Regions from separate parts of the Mus musculus genome. Here region 1 is linked to region 2. A link is a loop called in an ENCODE intact Hi-C map of the cell type or tissue named here. Cell type or tissue: heart. All regions are shown on one strand. Links, peaks and the distances in the headings refer to the core of each region. The heading gives the core; the rest is flanking DNA.

The links. Hi-C counts contacts between places; a loop is a spot of excess contacts. Peaks named below come from ENCODE experiments on the same cell type or tissue, not always from the same donor. Only the 100,000 strongest peaks of a DNase experiment are listed, where the experiment ranks them.
Region 1: it touches region 2 in a loop (5-fold over the local background); 5 of 42 quality-filtered maps call a loop at or near these places.

What each region holds. Positions count from the first base shown.
Region 1 is chr7:135,833,292-135,841,319 of GRCm38, reverse strand. No RefSeq gene overlaps it. Among named protein-coding and RNA genes, the nearest start is that of 6330420H09Rik, 17 kb to the left of the region's middle. In heart, for the core only: a CTCF peak has its summit at 4,106 (motif pointing left); a DNase peak (open chromatin) is centred at 4,069; H3K27ac peaks cover 873 bases; H3K27me3 peaks cover 2,649 bases.
Region 2 is chr7:137,464,089-137,472,116 of GRCm38, reverse strand. It overlaps Glrx3 (glutaredoxin 3), which reads right to left. Exons shown (of 11, transcript NM_023140.5): 9 at 7,980-8,019; 10 at 7,610-7,702; 11 at 2,486-4,184. The coding sequence ends at 4,134. Among named protein-coding and RNA genes, the nearest start is that of Glrx3, 31 kb to the right of the region's middle. In heart, for the core only: a CTCF peak has its summit at 3,712; no DNase peak of the experiment used is centred there.

The sequences.
Region 1 (8,028 bases), core at 1,346-6,345, 1.6 Mb after region 2:
AGTGAGTGAATGAATGAATGAATGAATGACACATGAATGTGAAGTGTGCATCTAATGTCTGCTTTTGTCAGATCCTCCTATACACTTCATTGGCTTCTGCAAGTCCAGAGCAAATGCTTCCTCCTGCAGGCATAGTAAGACAACTTCAGTTCTCCAAGCCACACAAGGATGGGTGCTTCTGCTGTCCCTGCCCATGTCTCATGGCTAGGAGGAAAGCACAGAGGACAGCTTCACAGTTGCACAACCTGGGCATCTCACATCCCAGCATCTCTCCTTCTCAGAATGCCAGGGAGAAGGCATGGGCCATGCTTCTTGCACACAGGAGTGCATGTGCTATAAATGGGAATTGCATCTGTGGCCTCCAGGCATCCAGTTGCTACACACTCAAATCCAAGAGTGGCCACTTACCTGAGGAAAGTGACAGAGAGTCATCTCAGGCAGCAGGAAGTAGCTGGCCAGAGATGATGGGCAGACAGAAAATCTGCATTGCAGAGAGAATGTTCCTTAGGTAAAGTTATACCCTGATGACAGCTTCTGGGAGAGACATCTCTAACCTTATAAGGACAGGCTCACACCTACCTTGTCATTTTTGCCTCCATCTGTTAATGTCACCTCCACTCCACTCTTTCCCTTAGTTCCCCATCTGTCCTAACACTGACATCTTAAGACAGCCTCTAATCTCCAACCAACATCTCAGCAGCTCCTACCACTGTCTCTCTGATCTCCTTACCAACCAAATAGTGATTCCCACAGACAACCCTGAAATGCGCTGTCTTCTAAAAACTGTTCGAATTCCCTGAGCGCAGATGCCATGCTGGAACCCTTAGTATGTCCACAGTGAATGATCTCCCCCACCCCATCTATGTAAACTGACAAGATATTTCTGTCAAAGAGTTTCTTAGCGGAGAATGGGAATCAGAACCTCCTCAATGATGTCCCCAACCTTTCTTACATCGGTGACTATGTCTTTACAAAACTCTCCAAGGACAGAGGCACCATCAGCATAATCCAGACCTTGAAGCTGCCACGCATCCATAAGTGCTCTTTACAGAGAGAGATTCATGAGAGAAGTTTAAGTATTAAGGCTCGCACTGCCCTAGTCGCTTGAATCATAGAGCTTCTTGCCAAGTTAGAGAATGGAAGCTCCAGGCACAACTTTGCTCATGCACTGGGAAGCAGGACAAGACCTGTGTCTCCTGAGAGTTGTCTTTACTATGGTAACCCAGGCTGGGGACATGAAGCTTGTCACCACAGAAAGCTGGTAGGGATGTAGCTCAGAGCTCTGAGGCAAGGGTGGCTGGTCACACTCATCAGGGCTGTACCAAGATTGTGTGGATAGAGCAGGGAGGCAGGTGCTGGTGTCACCATCTCCCCACAGCTCCACTATTTCCTGCTGTCCTTGAGCTCATAAAGAATAGGACACGTACATGTGGGTCTAGACCAACAGTTTTCTCTTTTTTAAAAAATTTTTTATTATTATGTATTTTCCTCAATTACATTTAGAAAGCTATCCCAAAAGTCCCCCATACCTCCCGCCCAAAATATGGGTTGCGACCCCTTTGGAGGTCGAAGGACCCTTTCACCAGGGTTGCATATCAGATATCCTACATATCTCATATTTAATTACACTTCATAACAGTAGCAACATTACACTTATGAAAGAACACCGAGATGATTTTATGGCTGGAGAGTCACCACAACATGAAGGACCACAGCATTAGGAAAGTTGAGAACCACTGCTCTATACTACAGCCCTCTGTAAAAGGTGACCAATGAGCAATGGCAGAGAGACCTAGGTTGCTTCCCAGCACATGGTGCCCTTTATATTCAGAACAGAAAAGACTGCCAAGGTCCACCCAGCCAACCACTCACTGAGCATAACATTCTTTGCCCGGGAAGAAAAGGTTTTTGTTCGAATCCCATCATCGTATATTGGAAGGTAAGTGTATTTTCTTTGGGTTAATATGCACAGATTTTTAATTCCTTGGATTTTATTCCCAACCTAAAGACAAGCTTTGTTCTTACCCTGAGTACCCAGGAGGGTGTATGTGGAGGGGATGGTCAACACCTTCAGCAGCTTCCGTGTTACTGTCCAGGCCAATTACTACTGGATTATTAGCCATGCCCTTGGGTTCTCATGGGTTCACCCTCTGACAGAGCATTCTTCTATAGATGTATCTAGACCCTCAAGCAAGTCTTTGACTAAGTGACAATTGCTCAAGTCAGAAGCCATATGTAGGTGAACCTTACTTCAAGAACAACTGATGCAGGAGGGAGGACTCTGTGACTAAGCACTTGCTCGGCAAGTGTAAGGACCAACATTTGGGTGTCCAGACACACGTAAATGCTGGATGAGTGTGGTGTGCCTCCTGTAATTCTTGCCTCAAAAGGTAGGGACCGTAGATTCCCCAGACTAAGCTGGCTAAAACGAGCCATCTTAACGGGCTCTAGGTTTGAGAGACCCTGCTTCAGTGATTAAGGTAGAAGATCAATAGAGGATGGCTCCCAACACCAGCCTTACTTCCACATATATGTGCATATGTGTGCAGCTACACAGGTATGCCCCCACACACGAAAAACCTGCCCACACAGGTATGCAGCACACAAGAAATGGAAAAGGTAAAGCAAGGGCTGGAAAGTGAGTCGGGGTTCCCCACAGGCACAGAAGAAAGAGCAGCAATCCTGCCCTCCATCACATCTCCGACTCCTGCACTCATGGACAGAGCATATAAGGTGGCCCACGTGGGTTTGGAGTCCAGCAATGCATACCGATATTCTCTAAAACAGCTGCTGATGGGAGGAGACTGGAGATGGGATTCCATATCAGGGTGACAAGGTGACCAGGAGGTATGAGCTGGAAAACAACAAGGTTCACAGGGATACCCAGCAATTGCAAAGTCCCACCTAACAGCTTTCTGGTCTACTGTAAATGGAGGGGCCACTTTCATCCCATTGACCAATAAGGTCACAGAGGCCAAGTGACCATTAAGAGTCACCTGCATAGAAGTGGTACAACCAAATGAGAACCCAGCTCTATGGAGTTCTAAATCCACATTGTTCCCCGATAGAGAGCTGCTGGTGATGCTTTTCGGATATATATATACACACAATATATACACACATGGGTTAACATGCTCATATCTGTGTGTGCACAGAGAAACAAACAAAAAGGCTTCAACCCTGCTGTGACCTATGGGTTCTAGTGTTCTGTGAGAGTGCTCCCCTCCATGGGAGGCATAAGTCCATCCCTGCGGTCCTCTCACAGAGGCAGCATTGGGTCTGTTACTGTCTTCAGTTGGCCGGCATGAGCACCTGCCCAAGCCACTTCATCTTCACAGCACACGTTCACATCTACTCCCACCACACTTCCTGGCCTGGCTCCTACAGAACACTTTCAACCCTTTCTTTCCACTTCCCAAGTCCCAGAGCTGATCTCCAGGGCCAATCTGACTCCCTTGCCTGTGCAGTAAGCCAGCGCTTGCCCATCAATGATGGGCATCTGGCCCTGGCAGGTCCCTGTCCTCTGGGACTCACAGGCAGACAGGTAGCTAATCACAGTCAAGGGAAACATGGGATCCAGAAAAACAGCTTCTCTCCCACAGAAGAGCTCTTGTGTGCTCAGGGTGTCAGCCCGGTGGGAGAAGACCCAGGGGACTTTCTACATGCCCAGAGACCCCCACCTTGATAAGCCTTTGCCAGTGTGGCTCTGGGCCACAATTTGGTAAATAATGATAGAGCCATCCATCAGCCTGGTGGCATGTCCTGGACAACAGGGGCCTCTGCCAGCATGGTATTCTGTTTCTCAAAGCCCCCTTCCCGGTGCAGTTCCTTTATTCCAACTTGGGAAACAAAGCCTGGGAGTCCAGCCATAACAGACTTGCAAAGCCCACACGAGAAACTACCTGGGTTGGCAGGAGGGGTTCTGCTTGGTGGGCCTCTGTGCAGCTGCATAGCCTTAAGAAGAGTGAAGCAGACCCCTGGCCTGGTGGGTACTGGAAAGGGACCTCTCCAGTCTCCCTAGAAGGAGGCAGCTGGCCAGGGTAGTGTCATGTTTCCTGAGGAGCCTGACTCCTTTGAAAGCTTAAGGGTGCCATCTTGTGCTTGAGAGTTGTCAACGCACCCGGTTCCCAGTGGGATGCAGCAGGAGCTATCTGCCCGCTGCCTTTCTCCCCTTTTCTTCCTCTAACCCGGGGCTTCTTGACCTCTGTAGGATCCCCAGCTACCAGAAGGGTCTCAGTCCCGAGAACCTGTTGGGGGGGTGATGCTTATTTGAGCAGTCTGGCACCTGCCCTGCATCCTGAGTCACCTTCTCCGTGACACCTTGTTGGTGGTCCTGACCCTTTGATGCTGTGTTCTGTGCAGCCTGCAGGTAGGTGGGCAGGAGGGGACTGTGAGAGGCAGGGCCTAAAAATCCAAAAGGTACTTATTTATGAGAAAGGAAGAGAGAGATGTAAAAAAGGCGAAAGGGCAAAGGCGTGAGAGGAGAAGAAGGGGGCGAGGGAAGAGAGATGGGAAGGACTGTAGAAGACAAGAAGAGAGGGGGGAGCTACTGTACTTGCCTTTGGCTAATTGCAGCTGTAGCATCTAATTTCAGAAATTATTCTGTCTGTTCAGGAGCACGTGTGCATGTTCTATGGATTCAGAGGATGTGCACATTTGGGAAACTGACACAAATAAAGGAAAAAGCCACTGTCCCTAAGTGTACTGTCCCCATGGGTATCAGGTTCTTCATAGGGAGAGACTAGGGTGGGGGCAGTGTTTACAGAATTCAAAGTTAGGTCTTCCACCCACTGGATATCCTTCCCCCTGACTTCACTGCCAGACTCGCAGAAATGCCTGCTTTGAGTTTTAACTCATTTCCTCTTGATTTTTAGATTCAAACATCTTCAAATATGGCGGGGGTGGGGGTGGGGGCAGAAACAGAAGATATTTGCAGCAAAGAACAAAGTAAAGAAGACAGCAGAGGGTCCAAATGGTCCTCAGTACTTCATCAGGCTTAAATCTTCTTCTGTTTTCTCTTTCTGAAATAAAATCCAGGGGCAGCATTGAGAAACCAAATGCAGACATACACACAGAAAACACAGACAGACAGGGAGACAGCTGTACCATCTTCATAAACACAGAGCCAGCCCTTCCCAACTCGCACAGCCTGGCCTAAGTGACAGGGCATAGCTACTAGCCAAGGAGTTGTGTGGCAGTGTCACACCTCAAAGCCCATCACTGTGTAAGAGAAGTACACACTTACACACACACATATGAATAGAAGATCTAGAGAGGGCAAAGCTGCAAGTGTTTTGTTGGTATCTTTTGTGCTTTGAAGATAAACAGCCTCAGGGGAGTGAAGAGAAGGGACATGAAGATCACCCCAAGAAGGGAAGGAACCTGGGTCTTTAAGCCACCCTCTCTGTCTCTGACTCTCCAGGCTTGCACAGTGCAGCTATGAGGAAGGTGTGCCCTTTGCCATGCAACCCAGCATGCCACTAGGGTTACTGAGGGCAAGCTTTGGCCTGGCAGAAAAAGGTATGGAGCAGTGTCTTGCAGGGCTCTGTAGTTTAAACTCAACACAGATCGGGAGGCGTCTTGAGGTCTTACAAACTACACACACTAAGTCCCCATCTTCAGCAGCTTGGCTAAATGGGTGTTTTAATGCAAATTAGTTCAAATTGCTATCAAGAGTAATTATGGTAAAAGACAAGCAGCCTTTCCATCATCCTTCCCTCATTCAGCTCTTCTATGGTGTTTTTTAAATAACGTAGCCATAAAATTTCAATTGACCACTAAAAGAAGTGCTGCTGGCAATGGGGAGACAGAGGCAGGAAGAGGGGGCAAAGGTGCCATGAGCCATGGTCTATGGTGGGGGTCCACATGGTTCTCTCTCCTCACAGCTTGTCTTTGCTAGGCAGGGTTGCTCTGTGGGGATGAGGTGACTTCCCCAGGCGTTCAGACTGAGGTCAGGAAAGGGCACAAGGTCAGGGCAGCAGGGGAGATCAGGCCTCTGCTGCACTCGCCCCCTCCTTACCAGGCACGCCTCTCTTTCCCCACCTTCAGTTGCTGAAGCCAATTCATTATGATAATATTAGGTAAAACAGGCAAGCCTGTAAGATAGAAAAATTACATCTCATTTGTTCTAAATTTGCCCGAGTCTAACTCTTAAGGGAGGCCTTTACATATTTGCTAATGGGATCTGTTTCTTATTGCCCCAAAATGCATAAGATCCAAAAGGAATCAGATTCTCTTCCTGGTCTGAGTTATCATCGGAACACACACAACTAGAAACTTGATTTCACCGGTTCCTGCTTCGGGCATCCTTCGGTGTTCGGTTCCTGCTTCGGGCTCTAGGTGTCTGAAGGAGCTTTGATTTCCCAATTATGGCATCGTCTATAACATAAAACTGTTGTGTTCCCTTCATTAAAAGATTCAGTTGCAAATGCTGGGACAAAAATTACAAAGAGCCCCCTTTTTTAAAAAATGTGCACATTTATTGGGATTATTAAATCACAGCCGCTAATAGTGGTTGTCACCAACTTAATTTAAAAAGCTGATTATTACTCAAGCCCTCTGTATTTCAGGCCTGATCCTGAATCATTAGCAGTTGTGACTATTTCGTTAATTTGCAGATTAGGAACAAGTAAGTGCCTGTTTTGAAAAAAAATGTGGCCACTCGACCTTCAGCTACGGAGACTGAGTGAGTCAGGCCAGCTTCCAGAACAAAAGTATCCTGTCAAATAAATGCATTTTGATGCGGGTCAACTCGAGCAAAGAAACACTTTGGAGATCAACCGCCCGCGTCCCTGCAGCCAAAAGTCGGGCACAAAAGCCACTCCAGAAATGTTTAAATTAGCTGCCTCCCCAGTGGAGTCAAATCAAATCAAACGGCACACTCAGAGCCTAAACACGTTAAAAGATAGTCCTCGTGGGTAGCAGCCACTAAACCAATAGTAACTAGACAAAGGGGTCTTGGTGACCCTTGCTCAATAAAGATTTCTGGTGATGATGGGTACGAAGCGGAAGGTGCTAGGGCTGGGGAACAGACCCATCTCCTATGTGTTATTTCTATTGCGACATTTGTCATCAGTCAGATGATGGTAATAAAATTTGTAACTGTTTCCCTTATCCGCTGCTGCGATTTACCTCCTCTAATAGACAATGCGAGCGCTAAAAGGCCCATATACATCTTCATTACAGACTCCGGCGCCCGAGCCACTCTCCTCCAGAGACACTTTTATTCATTTTTACACAATTTGCCTACTGTACGGTACAGATGGTTTCTATTAAGTAAAATATCTGTTTTCTTCCAAATTTTTAGTTTTCATGATTCAATTACCTTAAAATGATTGTGCATTGTGTTATCTCCCCTCATGACTTAATTTAGCTCAAACACTCCCAGCATAAACTGTAAGCCCCGTTTCATCCGCTCAGAAAATCACCCACATACTGTGATGTTTCTAAGGGTTGTTCCACCCCGGCTGTGATTTCTGCGCTTTTATCAGTTTCTTTCACCCGCGTCTTAACTGTGTTGGATAATTTTCTGGAGATAAATTTAAATATGAAAGGGTGTACAGGGAAACTTCGGACTGATATTAAAATGGGATTTTTTTTTTCCTTCATTATACTGTAAGATGTGCGGCATGCTTGTGAGCAGGCACACCGCCTGTGCTGGCACCTCAGTTGCCAAGAGCCTCCTCCTTGGGAATCTTCAGAGCTGCTGCCCCCACATGGTGGACCCCTGGCGTCAGCTTCCCCTTGCAGCCTTCCTTCTTCCCAGCCTGCTTCCTGTCCCAGTTTGTTAGTTGCGTAGAGGAAGCTGCAGGCTTCCACCTTGGCTCTAAAGAGAGCGTGGCATGGGTTCCAAATTTGCCTTCTCACACCTGGAGGGCCACGTTCTCCAGCCTGCCTCCCCCGGAGGTTGGGAGCCTGCTCCTGAGTGCCTGGAACCCAACAACAGCCTGCTTGTCTCGCTCTATTAGCGTGAGAGTAGGCAAACGCTCCCTGGAAATTTCCCCTCTCTTGCATTTTACGTTCATGTTT
Region 2 (8,028 bases), core at 1,720-6,719:
TTCCAATTTTCTTCTAGCTTTTTCAGCATGCTATGGCCATTGCTTTTGGGGAAAGAAAAAAAAAAAAAACTTGGCCTGGTAGCATAAAAACTAATTTAACGCCCCAAATTACCAACCAACCCTCTCTTCTCCCCAGATGAACATCACCCACACCCGGGTCATGATCATAATTCAGGCAAGCTCCCCATCTAGTGTCCATGTGGGAAAACTGCAACTTCTTCGAAATCAGTGTGACTTTATAAAGAACTATTAGGTGTGTTTAACAATTAGTCACTGGTAGCCATTTCGATGAGAGTGGGGCAGCACAGAAAAGCACATTCAGAGTCAGAATATGCCAGGTCATGGAGCTTTTAAAAAGCCATCCTACTCCTGACACAGGTAAACACACACACACACACACACACACACACCCCATTCAGAAACCAGAAGTTTTCCCTTTCCCGCTAGATGGCACAGCTCTCCTATAGAATGCACAGTGCTTCAGGCATAGCCCAGGGCTGGACATGGGCCTGGCTTGAATGGCAGCTGCTGCTAGACCCGATGGCACACATAGAAGGCAGAGGCAGTAAGGCTATGCTGCCCCCACTAGAACATAACAGAGTGCTGAAAAGATGGCTCCGTGGTGAAGAAAACTTGTTCTTGCTGAAGCCATGGGCTTGGTTCCCAGCATTCATATGATGCTTGCAAGCATCCCTACATCCAGTTCCAGGGAATCTGACACCCTCTTCTGACCTCCACAGGCACCAAGCACACACATAGTACTCACCCAGATACACATGCAGACAAAACACACATGCACATACAATAAATAAATCTAAAAGCATGGACCACTGCAGGGGACCTTATGCACACCAATATTCCTCCTGCAGGTTTGGGACAAGGGTCTATGTCCGGCCCATTAAAGACCCTAAAAGCAGCTTACCAGGAGCCCTTCAAATCTGAACAGCTGTGCAGTGCAGCTATGAAGACTTAGCTAGAGCATCCTCTCAGCTGGGGCTGCTTGCTCCTGTAACACCAGACATGTGCAGTAAAAGGGGGAATGTGCTTGCAAGGAACTAAGTCATTTTTATTCAGAGATGCTTGAATTTGCAAGCATCCCAGTTTTCCATTTTTAAGAAAAATGATTTCAAAATTTAATCAGAAATGAAATCTTCTTCCATGTTGAAATATTAAGCATTTTTGGCTTTTTTTTTTTCCCTTTTTTCTTTTCTTCTTTTTCGAGACAGGGTTTCTGTGTAGCCCTGGCTGTCCTGGAACTCTGTAGATCAGGCTGGCCTCCAACTCAGAAATCTGCCTGCTTCTGCCTCCCAAGTGCTGGGATTAAAGGTGTGCACTACTACCGCCTGGCCCCATTTTTGGCTTTCTTTACTCCTACAATTTTTCATTTTCAATTTTGTGCATATGGCCGTCTTGATTGCAGGTATGTACACTTGTTTATGTATAATTATACACACAACTGCCCTCATATGACAGACGCAGTTCTGAGACACCAGACATGGGTTCTCGGAAAGCAGTATGCGCTCTGACGTCCTGTGCCATCTCCCCGGCCTTTGCTTTTTACCTTTTGAGACAGTCTCATGTCAGGCTGACTTGCCTCCATCTACCTCCTGATCCTTCCAGGTTACAAATGTGTCACCAAGCCCAGAAAATCTTAAGCTTTGAGCCTCAGCTTCAATTGTCAGGACAGGTGCTGTATGTGCACCGCCCCACGAACCATTCGCTTTGAGCATGTTACACTGTTCTGGGGATGAGTTTTAACTTCTGACAATGTTGCCCTCATTCCCTCCTCCTCTCACCCTTCTTCCCATCCATGCCCTGCCTCCCACCCTCCTGACTGCATTATCTCTGACTTCATGGTGCTTCCACTCCCTCTTCTGGAATGTCCCCTTGGCCTTGGAAGAGGTGGCACTGGTGTCCCATTTGGGGCCTTCGTGTATTCAGACATATCCAAACTTGCTGAACTCCACACAGCACACTTGGGAGTCTCCCCAACAGACACCCAATAAACATCCACACCCTGCTGCCTTCCCTCAGGAAATGAATAGGTGTGGCAGATGCAGGCAACAAAGCCACTCTAGAACCTGCGGGACTTCAATGCAGGCAACAGAGCCACTCTAGAACCTGCGGGACTTCAATGCAGGCAACAGAGCCACTCTAGAACCTGCGTGGACTTCAATGCAGGCAACAGAGCCACTCTAGAACCTGCATGGACTTCAATGCAGGCAACAGAGCCACTCTAGAACCTGCGTGGACTTCAATGCAGGCAACAGAGCCACTCTAGAACCTGCGTGGACTTCAATGCAGGCAACAGAGCCACTCTAGAACCTGCGTGGACTTCAATGCAGGCAACAGAGCCACTCTAGAACCTGCGTGGACTTCAATGCAGGCAACAGAGCCGACTCTAGAAGCTATGGACTTCAATGCATTCATTTTCACCCTGTCCTTGCTGCTTCTGGTTCCTGCCTTGGCTTCCCTACTGAAGTTATTTCTGTCAGGGTGTTCTCTCACAACAGAAAAGAAACTGGAACACAAAGCATAAGGGGTGAGGATAATGGAATAGGACAGGAGGCACTGGCAGACAAAAAATAAAAATAAAAATGGCAAAGGCCTTGTACAAATAATTTCCGTTTGCGAGACCAAAGAAAGCCAGTCTTCCTACAGATGGTCTGAATAAAAAATGCCCCCCATAGTCTCCGGGTTCTGAAGACTTCCTCCTGCTGAGGATGCTGCTTGGGAGGTTTAGGTGGCCTTGTTTGAGGATGTCACTGGAGTTTTAACTTGCACCATTTAAGCCATTGACCATATACTTTCTCTCATGCATGCTTTTCTTCCCCCCCTCCCCCTCCCTCTCCACTCCCTTCCTCCTTCCCTCCCCCTCCTCCCTCTCTCTCTCTCTCTCTCTCTCTCTCTCTCTCTCTTTCTCTCTCTCTCGTGCTCTCTCTTGTTCCTATGGCTTACTATGTTTATCTCCCAGACCAAATAAGTAACTTTCTTCTAGAAACTGCCTTGGTCCCAGTGTTTTAGCTCAGCAACAGGGAAGTAACGAATATGGTCAGACCTCCATGAGGCACACAGGAAGCCTTGATAAGAACTCAAGAGATATTTACATCTACACGAATGTAAAAGTTTTACCTACTCAATGGTTTTCTCTCAGTGGAAATGAAGAGTCTTGTTTTCCCTAAAGGCCCTCATAGGCATCCTAACCCTAGGAAGCCAGGCCCCAACCACCTCTAAGCTTGTGCTGTTTCGATCCCTCCACCTTAAGCAACAGGACCCAGGCTACAAGGCAGCAGCAGTCCCCGAGTTCTACAGAGGCTGGATTCACACTCCGACCTTGGCCGCTTTCATCCCACTTACCGGCAAACACTGCTTTCCTTTTCACTGCGCAATGCCTCACAGCCCAGATCAGCAGGCCATGATCATTTAAGAACATCCCACAGGCAGCCAATACCCAGATCCCACAGCTGTGAAGTCAGAAATCCTAAGAAAGGCTTGTGCAGCAAAGCTTACTGGAACAAGTCAGGGTGGAAAAACTACATTTAAATTTTCCATGACTTTTAGAATATTCTCTGCCTATTGGAAGGCAAAATTAGTATATTCATTGCAATGAAGACTGAAGGGTGCTTCCCCTTTGGTCGCTACTGCTCCCTCTTCTGGATATTGGTACAACATCTGGCTTTCTGCAGGATAAACTTTTGGGTTGCATTTTCCAGGCTGTGAGGCGTCCTCTGGCCAGTGAGGGGAGCTATTGGACTGGTACAGGAGTTAGCTGAGCACTAAAGCACACTGCTTGTAAGAGGCCTTCCCTAAGTGCTACAGGAGGTCCATGTGTTAAGAAAGGGATTTAAAGGAATTAGTGACAGCGATTATAAGTTTACACAGACATGCTACACACAAGCATCACTACAGAGACATTCTACACGCAATCATTTTTAGCTGAGTCTGAAGAGTTTATTGCCTTCTCTGCTTCGTAGAGAACGTAGCATGTTTCTTCAGCACACCTTTTGAAGCGCATCGAGCATGGCTGAGTGTGTTGTATCTCTACTGTTAGTCCACTTCTCAGGACCAAATCATCAACTGTTCCAAGGTAATTAGTTACTTCTTGCAGTCCTTGGACACCATGCTTATGTTCACTAATTTTCTCCTTTCAGTATAGGCAGCAATTCACCGTTGTCTTTCAGTTCCTAAAAATTAAAGAGAGAGAGAGAGAGAGAGAGAGAGAGAGAGAGGGAGGGAGGGAGGGAGGGAGGGAGGGAGGGAGGGAGGGAGGGAGGAAAAAAAAGCATGCATGAGAGAAAGTATATGGTCACACAAAGGAAAAAGCACCTAAGCAACGAGGTTTTTACCTGTACCTGACACCAAAAGGACACACACTCAATTAAACCTACAGGCTTTCAACATGCCAGCATTCTTACACCATAAGATAGAAAACAAGGTGCAGGAGTAGAACACTGGCCTAACAGCCAAGGCCCTAATTCAAGTCTCTCTTTGCCCTCCTCTCTCTGCACAAGTAAAACTGAACATAAATTGTAGGTTAGAATTTATTTTAAAACTAAATAGAGTCACCTTTTTATTATATTCATGGAGACTGACTTCGGGCTCATTCCTTACAGATGATAATATGTAGAAGACACAGTGCACACCACTCCCATGCTAAACTATAATGTAAATGTTGCTTGGAAATAATGACAAGGAAAACGCTGGTACATTGTTAGGAGCATCCACAGATCTCCAGGAAGCTGGGAATGCTAAGCACACAGGACTATCATTTCAAAGGGAAATATGTAAACCTGTTCTTACATCCAGAAGCTGAGAAGAGGAGGCTTTAGGTGATCTGCAGGATCTGCTGATTCAGACCAAGCTTCATGAAGCTTCTACATCTAAGACTGAGGACATCTAATAGCTTAAGTGACCCTTACACTACCTGTAAAGTCAGAGGCTCCTCCAAGCTCCCACAGCCAGGCCCAGAGGTGGCTGACGGCCCAAAGAGCCTCCTCACCATCCAGGCAAGATCCTTCCTTAGGCCCTTAGCTAATAGAGGTTGCTATGTCTATAACCTATCCAGCTGGAAGAAACCTCATGGACTTTGAGTTGAGTTTCTTTTGCACTGGGAATTATATTGTATTGGGAAACTTTTTTCTAATTTATATTGGGATTAACTATGTTGGCCATAAACTGCCTGGCGTCAGATTCCCGAAGTTTGAGCCAGGCTGACGAAAGTCTCATTCTCCCTCTCCGGGTTTGTTTCTCCTCCTGACGTAACACCTGCAGGGACCTCTCACTCCATGTCACTACAGACTAAAAAACATTGTTTTGATATGGAATCTCTGGGTGTCCTAGAACTCACTAAGCAGCCAACTTACGGAAATCTTCCTGCCTTTGTGTGTCAAATGTTGGGATTAAAGGCATGTACATACTCCCAAGTCTTGCTTCTATAAATTAAAACACATAAACATATTTTTTTTATCTTCAGTGGTTGAATCTGCAAATACAGAACTCACAAATGGGAGGAAGAGCTGGCAAACAATGTCAGGACAAAGTTAAAAGGGTTCTAAACCAGTAGATAGATCAGTGACCACAAAAGCACTAGGCCCAGGCAGCCGTAACTCATCAATCAGGTAGACTTCAGTAGCATCGGGTCTTTCACGGTCTTCCTACACAAGCGAGCACTCTGCTGCGTCACAGATTTACAGCTAAGCTATGGTGGGAAGTGGGTGAACTCTACGGAGGAAGAATTCTTCCCTCTGAGACCCCTGGAGAGCTTCCCTCTCCTCTGTGGGCAGGCAGCTCACACATCTTCTCTAGCTCACACACCCTCAGCCAAGGGCCCCAAGTCTAATGGCTCCTCAGCCCATCTGCAGCCTGTCAGGGGTGCCTTTTCTAGGGTCTCAGACTGAGCAAGTCATTGAGTTACTAAGTCAACAAAAAGTACCAGTGCTCTAACAGAAGCCAATCAGAATTACCCTATGGAATGTGTACTAATGAACAGATGAAAAGCTGCACCCTGCAGAAAACACAAAGTGACAGTCCCCCAAACTGTGACACAATGTTCACAATGTAGGAGCAGCAGCACCAACTTGCAGCATGTGTTCTGAACAGGAATCATACAGTCATACAGTTCCCAAAAGGTGTCACCGACTTCCTGGCCTCCTAAGACCCTTTATCTGGCTCAGGCATGGCCCGTGAATCGTTCAGACAAGAACAAGCTCAAGAACATCTCGGATCTAAAGACAGTTTGTGACTTAATGTCTACCTGCATATGATATGTGTGCACCCAGATATGAAAGGAGCAAGTGCGCACTTAGCTTGTTGCTTCAGGGCTCCTAAAAGCTGCAGTGCTTTCTTTTCTCCATGAATGCGACCATTTACTAAGAAAACTACATCTCTACCTTATTCTTGCCCATACCTTGTTGTCAAAGTGCCATCAAACTTTGCACTTGACAGGAAATAAAGCCTGCCCTGTGCCTTTACACCTGAGTTCATTGATGGTTAGCTGGTCCAGAGTTTGTCCATATTAAGAAAGCCTGTTTTTAAAGCTTTTATTGTATAATGTTAACTATGTTTTACATTTTTTTTTTCCACTTAAAACTCAGAGAAACAATCAGAAGGCCAGAGGGCACTATCCTGCCTGGAGGAGGAGCTGCCCCAACATCTGCTGGTTACACCCTCAACACACTGAGCAAGGTGGAGAGCAGTGGGGTAGAGAAGGGTCATGAAAGCTGCAGTTTACAGCAACCAACACAGCTAATAAACACAGTTAGTTACTAGTAGATAAGACCACCTTGTAGCACATTTCAAAATGTCAGGTCCATTGCCAGGTATTGGCGGGGTATGTCTCCACTCAAGAGGCAGAGGTAGGCAATCTCTGAGTTAGAAGCCAGTTTGGACTACAGAAGGAGTTCCAGGACAGCCAAGGCTACACAGAGAAATTCTGTCTTGAAAAACTAAAAGGAAATGCCAGGCCCATTTAAAAGACAAAAGAAGTAAGTTTTTTAACTGTCTAATAACCATTTACCAAGTTCCTAAAATAAACAGAGCATCAGGAAGGATTTGAAGTAATAATGTAGGGCCGGCTTTGATGGCTCATACCCGTAATCTCAGAACTGGGAAGGCCGAGACAGACCATGATCTCCTAGTCTTCATCCTCACGCCTGCACGTTAAGGGTGGTTAAGGGAAAAGGAAAATGACCCAGAGAAACAATTACAACTAACAAAAAATAAAAATGCAGTAAGAATTTTAGAGCAGAGAAATGTTCCCAGCAGGAGAAATACACATTTACAAAAGAAGTTGGGCCCCAAAGGATGGAGATAAAAAGATCTAAATACGGAAGATACAAGAAAACCTAAAGTTTCGGGAACCAGGTAAAGATGGACTGACAGACAAGAAAACAGGGAAGGAAGCTGTGCAGTAGTTAGCACAGCAGGTCCTCTGAGGTCATCTGGACACTCAGCTAGAGCGTTTCCCTCTGCCTGGCAGCTGAGCAGGAGGAAGCATGAGACGCGCACCTACACTGACAGGCTGGAGAGGAGGAGCCCCACACCACCCCAGCTGGATGCTTAAACATAACAAGTATGTCAATTCTTGAGAACAGCAGTGAAAAGCTCTTACCTTGACAATATCCAATCCTCCAACAAGATCCCCTCTCACATACAGCTGAGGGTAGGTTGGCCAATTTGAGAACGTTTTTAATCCCTGACGCACCTAAAGGAACAACAGAAATCCTGAATCCTTCCCATCAGACCCTGTGAACAAAGCTAAAACATGGGATAAAACAGAAAACCTAGCCGGGCGTGGTGGCGCACGCCTTTAATCCCAGTACTTGGGAGGCAGAGGCAGGTGGATTTCTGAGTTCGAGGCCAGCCTGGTCTACAAAGTGTGTTCCAGGACAGCCAGGGCTACACAGAAAAACCCTGTCTTGGAAAAACAAAAAACAAAAACCAAAAAAAGGAGAGAGAGAAACAGAAAACCTATATCTTACTTCTTCATCTTCCAGTATATCAAAAGTTTCATATTCAACCCTGCAAAAG